Linked DNA regions of Homo sapiens: region 1 is linked to region 2. A link is an interaction called in ENCODE POLR2A ChIA-PET data of the cell type or tissue named here. Cell type or tissue: Caco-2. All regions are shown on one strand. Each heading gives the region's core, and the rest is flanking DNA. Links, peaks and the distances in the headings are about the cores only.

Region 1 (2,912 bases), core at 301-2,800, 94 kb before region 2:
ATTCAGGTGTAAGCGTGTCTTTGTTTCTCTTTTAAATTTTCCTTCATTATATTCTAACCCTTTTTTTTTTTTTTTTTTTTTAAGACATGGTCTCTCTAAGCTGGCCAGCCTGATCTCCCCTTCCTGGACTCAAGCTACTCTCCTGCCTCAGCCTCCTGAGTAGCTGAGACCACAGGTGTGCCCCACCATGCCTAGCTATATTCTAACTTTTCTATTTTACACCTAGAGGTGCTATGTTCCAATCCTTATCTTTTCTATTCCTCAATGGACTCTAACCAGATTTTCTCAAGTGTTGACGCCTCAAATTGCCAACAAGATTGTATTGTCAAGAACAGACAAAAGAGCAATTTAGCCTCAAGATTCTTCCACATTAGGATTCTATATACTAACTCCTATAAGAAAGAAATTCTACTTGCTCTCAGTGGTGTCTTTAGATTTAACACTCTCTATGTCTGAAAGCTGTAACTCAAGGGAAACTCAGAATTGAACTGCAGACTCTTCTTTGCAATATGGTTAAGTCACAAGCTTATTACATCCTAATAGTTCCCACTCATCCCTAAAGTATCACATTCATTTACTACATAGATCAATCCTTCCACCTATCAAGAGATAATATATTCCTTAACATGACTTCCCTGTCCTATGTCTGAAAAATGGGCAGACATTATAAAACGAAGATGAAGTTAAAGTGACAAATGAGTTTCCCAGGTATTTCACTAATGGCTATAAAAGCATGCGATTTAAAAAAAGAAGAGAAATTGTAAGACAATAACAGATAAGCAAGCTAGAAAATCATTTATTTAAAGAGATCAAAAGACATAAGAGCAAAGATATAAAAAACAATAACCATAGAAAATGAAACTGGAAAAGGCAAAAATGAAAGAAAGAATGGAAAATGGCAAAAGAGAAAAGGAACAATAAAGAAAGCTATATCCACAGTTCCTTTTTTTTTTTTTTTTTGAGACAGGGTCTCAGTCTGTTACCCCGGCTGCAGTGCAGTGGTGCAATCATAGCTCACTGCAGCCTTGACCTCCTGGGCTCAAGCGATCCTCCTACTCCTGCCTCAGCCTCCTGAGTAGCTGGGATTATAGGCGCATGTGCCACCATGCACAGCTCTTAAATACCCATTGATTCTTGATCAAATTAAATGGGCACTGTGATAGTGTTATTCTTACCTCAGAGTGGGGTCACCGGTTGAAGGACCTGTTGACCAAGATATGATTATGTCAAACAACACTCAAATATCAAATGAGTTGCTAAGAAAAAGTGCTCTATTATTCCAAACCTCCAAATCATCTCAGAAAATGGAATTTGAAGATTCTCTCATGGATTAATTGTATTGGACCAGCTCATTGTACCCAAGAAAAGCAAGATTTTTAAGGACTCTGCCAAAATCTCTTTTCCCAGATGCCCAATCCCAAACAAGGTAGTCTGCCTTAAGGCTTCAACAAAAATGATTAAGCACAATGGGAAAGTCACTTCTTAAAGCCTCTTAGAGGCCGGGTGCGGTGGCTCACGCCTGTAATTCTAGCACTTTGGGAGACCGAGGCAGGTGGTTCACCTGAGGTCAGGAGTTTGAGACCAGCCTGGCCAACATGGTGAAACCCTGTCTCTACCAAAAATACAAAAATTAGCCAGGTGTGATTGCGGGCACCTATAATCCCAGCTACTCGGGTGGCTGAGGCAGGAGAATCACTTGAACCTGGGGAGAGGAGGTTGCAGTGAGCCAAGATCGCACCATTGCACTCCAGCCTGGGCAAAAGAGCAAAACTCTGTCTCAAAAATAAAAATTAAAAATAGGCCCGGTGTGGTGGCTCACGCCTGTAATCCCAGCACTTTGGGAGGCTGAGGCGGGCAGATCATCTGAGGTCGGGAGTTCCAGACTAGCCTGACCAACATGGAGAAACCGCATCTCTACTAAAAATACAAAAAAAAATTGGCTGGGCGTGGTGGCGCATGCCTGTAATCCCAGCTACTTGGGAGGCTGAGGCAGGAGAATTGCTTGAACCCAGGAGGTGGAGGTTGCAGTGAGCCGAGATCACGCCACTGCACTCTAGCCTGAGTGACAGAGCAAGACTCCTTAAAAAAAAAAAAAGAAAGAAAGAAATGGAAATACAGGAAATGTTATGACACGATGGGTAGAGAAGCCTAATGTAGACATGGGCATGGACAGCTTTGAGGGGCCTCACAGGGAGTGGTGCAGACCATGGTGGTGGAGTAGTTTGGAAAATAGAAAAGGAGGTGGCATTGGTGGGGCTTTGATTTTATATATATAGAGAGAGAGTGCAGTGGCTTATACCTATAATCCCAGCTTTTTGAGATGCCAAGGCAGAAGGATCTCTTGAAGCCAGAAATTTGAGACCAGCCTGGGCAACACAGTGAGACCCCATTCCTACAAAATGTAAAATTAGCAGGGTGTGTTAGCACACACCTGTGGCTACTTGAGTGGCTGAGGAGGGAGGATCACTAGAGCCCAGGAGTTCCAGGTTACTGTGAGCTATGATTATGTCACTGTACATAGCCTGGGTGATACAGTGAGACCCTGTCTCTTAAAAAATTAAAATTTTATTTCATTTGTTATTTTTTTTGTGGAGGCGTGTTCTCTCTGTGTTGCCCAGGTTGGTCTCAAACTCCTGAGCTCAAGAGATCCTCCTGCTTCAGCCTCCCAAAGTGCTGGGATTACAGGCATGATTCACCATGCCTAGGCCAAATTTTTTTTTTTTAAAGAAAGAAATAAGGAAATAAATGGAAGATGTGTATTTGAGAATTTATATACCGCAGGCCTGCTGCTCCCCTGCATGACCCTGGTCAGATTACTCCATGGTTATGAAATCATGCCTCACCTGGCCTACAAACTAATCAGTGTCACTCCGTGGAAGAAAGTCTGGGCTGGAAAGGACAGAGGTTCAGTT
Region 2 (2,912 bases), core at 263-2,762:
AAAGGAAGAGATGTGACTTAGGAGACTCTGCAGTGAGCTAAAGCTTTCAATTTAAAACATACATCATGTTCAGAAATAAGGAAACACAAACAAGGAAATCGAGAAATACATGAAAAACAGTTCATGGTTGCAGGTCTGATTGTCTTTTTTTTTTTTTTTTTTTTTTTTTTCTAGACAGGGTCTCACTCTGCCACCCAGGCTGGAGTATAGTGGTGCAATCTCAGCTCACTACTACCTCTGCCTCGCGGGTTCAAGCGATTCTCCTGCCTCAGCCTCCCGAGCAGCTGGGACTACAGGCATGTGCCACCATGCCCAGCTAATTTTTGTATTTTTAGTAGTGACAGGGTTTCATCATACTGGCCAGGCTTGTCTCGAACTCCTGACCTCCTGCCGTTGCACTCCAGCCTGGGCAACAAGAGCAAAACTCCATCTCCAAAAAAAAAAAAAAAAAAGCCTCTTTCATTTGTAAATTGCCCAGTCTCAGGTATGTCTTTATCAGCAGTATGAAAACGGACTAATACAGCCTCCCAAAGTCCTGGGGTTACCGTTGTGAGCCACCACGTGCCCGGCCACTGCTGAGTAATCTTAAATAGAGAAAATCCATTATAGCCTATGCTACTCAAATGGAGATGTTTGGTTGAAGGATGGTTACAACTACTGGTGAAATAGACACTGAGAAAGAAAGAACCTAGGTATTCCAGAATCTTCCCAGAGTTCAACTGAGATTTAATTGTAGAGTAGTGAGAAAAAAGTTTTGAGCTGGGCACGGTGGCTCATGCCTATAATCCCAGCACTTTGGGAAGCTGAGGTGGGCGGATCACGAGGTCAAGAGATCGAGACCATCCTGGCCAACATGGTGAAACCCCGTTTCTACTAAAAATACAAAAATTAGCCAGGTGTGGTGGTGCATGCCTGTAGTCCCAGCTACTCAGGAGGCTGAGGCAGGAAAATTGCTTGAACCCGGGAGGCGGAGCTTACAGTGAGCCGAGATCGTGCCACTGCACTCCACCCTGGGTGACAGAGCAAGACTCAGTCTCAAAAAAAAAAAAGTTTTGAGTTAGCAGCCATCCTTTGAGATATTTTAGGACCCAGACCAATGAGATCCTTTCTAAGCTGTATACTTGCTGAAACAACTTAAAGTCCTGTTTGGTCTCTTGTCTACCTCCCATTTACAGTTCCCTGAACCTCCCTCTGCCCCTGCCTCAGGGGTTCTCCCTGTTGCTTTCCTCTGTCTTGGATTAAAATGTAGAGTATGAGGGTATTCCTTTGAGTATACAATGCTGAGAAGAAAGGAGCAAAGGCAAAAATGAGAAAAATAATTTAAAATAGAACAAATTATAAAAGCAGAAAGAATGACAAATTATTTTCTCAGAAGAAAAGCAGAATTGCATGTAGGCCCAGCTCAGGTGACATCCCAGCAGAATGCTTTGAGTATGACCAGAGTATTGCAAAAGCTACAGCTGAAGAGGATAAATCTAGATAAGAATTGGTAGATGGTTTGCTCACTACTTCTTCCCCCGGTTGGTGAGGGAGGGAGTCCCAACCCAGGGTTATGGGTGGCTGGACACACAACACCCGACACTGGACAGATAAGACTGACAGCAGTTCAGCTGCATGTACTCACGGCCTGAGGCAGGAGGGCACCGCACACCATGCAGGGTCAGACAGAGGTTGCACTTGGGAGCAGGGTGACTGTGGGAGGCAGGATCTGCTGTAACAAGAGGGTGAGGTGGCCCCTTGGCTCTTGAGGGAGGATGGGATTGGCTTCTTTAAAGAATTTTGTGGCCAGGTGTAGTGGCTCGTGCCTATAATCTCAGCACTTTGGGAGGCTGAGGTGGGCGGATTGCTTCAGGCCAGGAGTTCAAGACTAGCCTGGCCAACATAGTGAAACCCCATCTCTACTAAAAATCCAAAAAATTAGCCAAGCATGGTGGCACACGTCTGTAATTTCGGCTACTCAGGAGGCTGAGGCACGAGAATCACTGGAATTTGGGAGGCAGGGATTGCAGTGAGCCGTAATCGTACCACTTCACTCCAGCCTGGGTGACAGAGTGAGATTCTGTGTCAACGAAAAAAAAAAGAGAAAAAAAAGATTTTGTGGGCCTTCAGGGAAGTGAAATCTATTAGCTTGAGGACCAGGTGGAGTGCAGCTGGCCCAGCTGAGATGGAAACTGGCTGAGTGAGAAACAGAAATATTTTTTTTTTTTGAGATGGAGTCTTTCTCTGGTCACCTAGGCTGGAGTGAGTGCAGTGGCTAAATCTTGGCTCACTGCAACCTCCACCTCCCGGGTTTAAGCAATTCTCCTGCCTCAGCATCCCGAGTAGCTGGGACTACAGGCATGCGCCACCACGACTGTCTAATTTTGTATTTTTAGTAGAGACAGGGTTTCTCCATGTTGGTCAGACTGGTCTTGAACTCCCAACCTCAGGTGATCCGCCCACCTCAGCCACCCAAAGTGCTGGGATTACAGGTGTGAGCCACAATGCCTGGCCATTTTTTGTTTTTGAGACAGGATATCAGTCTGTTGCCCAGACTGAAGTGCAGTGTCTCGACCTTCACTCACTGTAGCCTTGACCTCCTGGGATCAAGTGATCCTCCCACCTCAGCCTCCCGAGTAACTGGGACTATAGATACACGTCATTACACCTGGGGATCTTTTAAATTTTTTTTGTAGAGACAGGGTCTCGCTATGTTATTTCCCAGGCTGATCTCGAACACCTGGGCTCAGGTGATCCTCTTGCCTTGGTCTCCCAAAGTGCTAGGATTACAGATGTAAACCAGCATGCCTGGCCGGTGATGCTCTTTTAACATGAGTACCCAGTGTTTGGAATCAGGACAGGGCATCAGTTAGGTTTTGCTGTATAATCAATTAACTTAAAACTTAAAATACACAGCTATTCAATTAGTTCAT

Evidence for each region. Peaks named below come from ENCODE experiments on the same cell type or tissue, not always from the same donor. Only the 100,000 strongest peaks of a DNase experiment are listed, where the experiment ranks them.
Region 1: POLR2A ChIA-PET joins it to region 2 with 15 read pairs; 2 of 35 experiments call an interaction of 5 or more read pairs at or near these places.

The regions. Positions count from the first base shown.
Region 1 is chr12:7,653,430-7,656,341 of GRCh38, forward strand. APOBEC1 (apolipoprotein B mRNA editing enzyme catalytic subunit 1) reads right to left here. Exons shown (of 5, transcript NM_001644.5): 2 at 1,176-1,203. Among named protein-coding and RNA genes, the nearest start is that of APOBEC1, 11 kb to the right of the region's middle. In Caco-2, for the core only: no CTCF peak of the experiment used is centred there; no DNase peak of the experiment used is centred there.
Region 2 is chr12:7,747,489-7,750,400 of GRCh38, forward strand. It overlaps a transcript of CLEC4C not described here. Among named protein-coding and RNA genes, the nearest start is that of CLEC4C, 1.6 kb to the left of the region's middle. RefSeq lists enhancers at 1,663-1,742, 1,763-1,942, 2,123-2,202. In Caco-2, for the core only: no CTCF peak of the experiment used is centred there; a DNase peak (open chromatin) is centred at 1,623.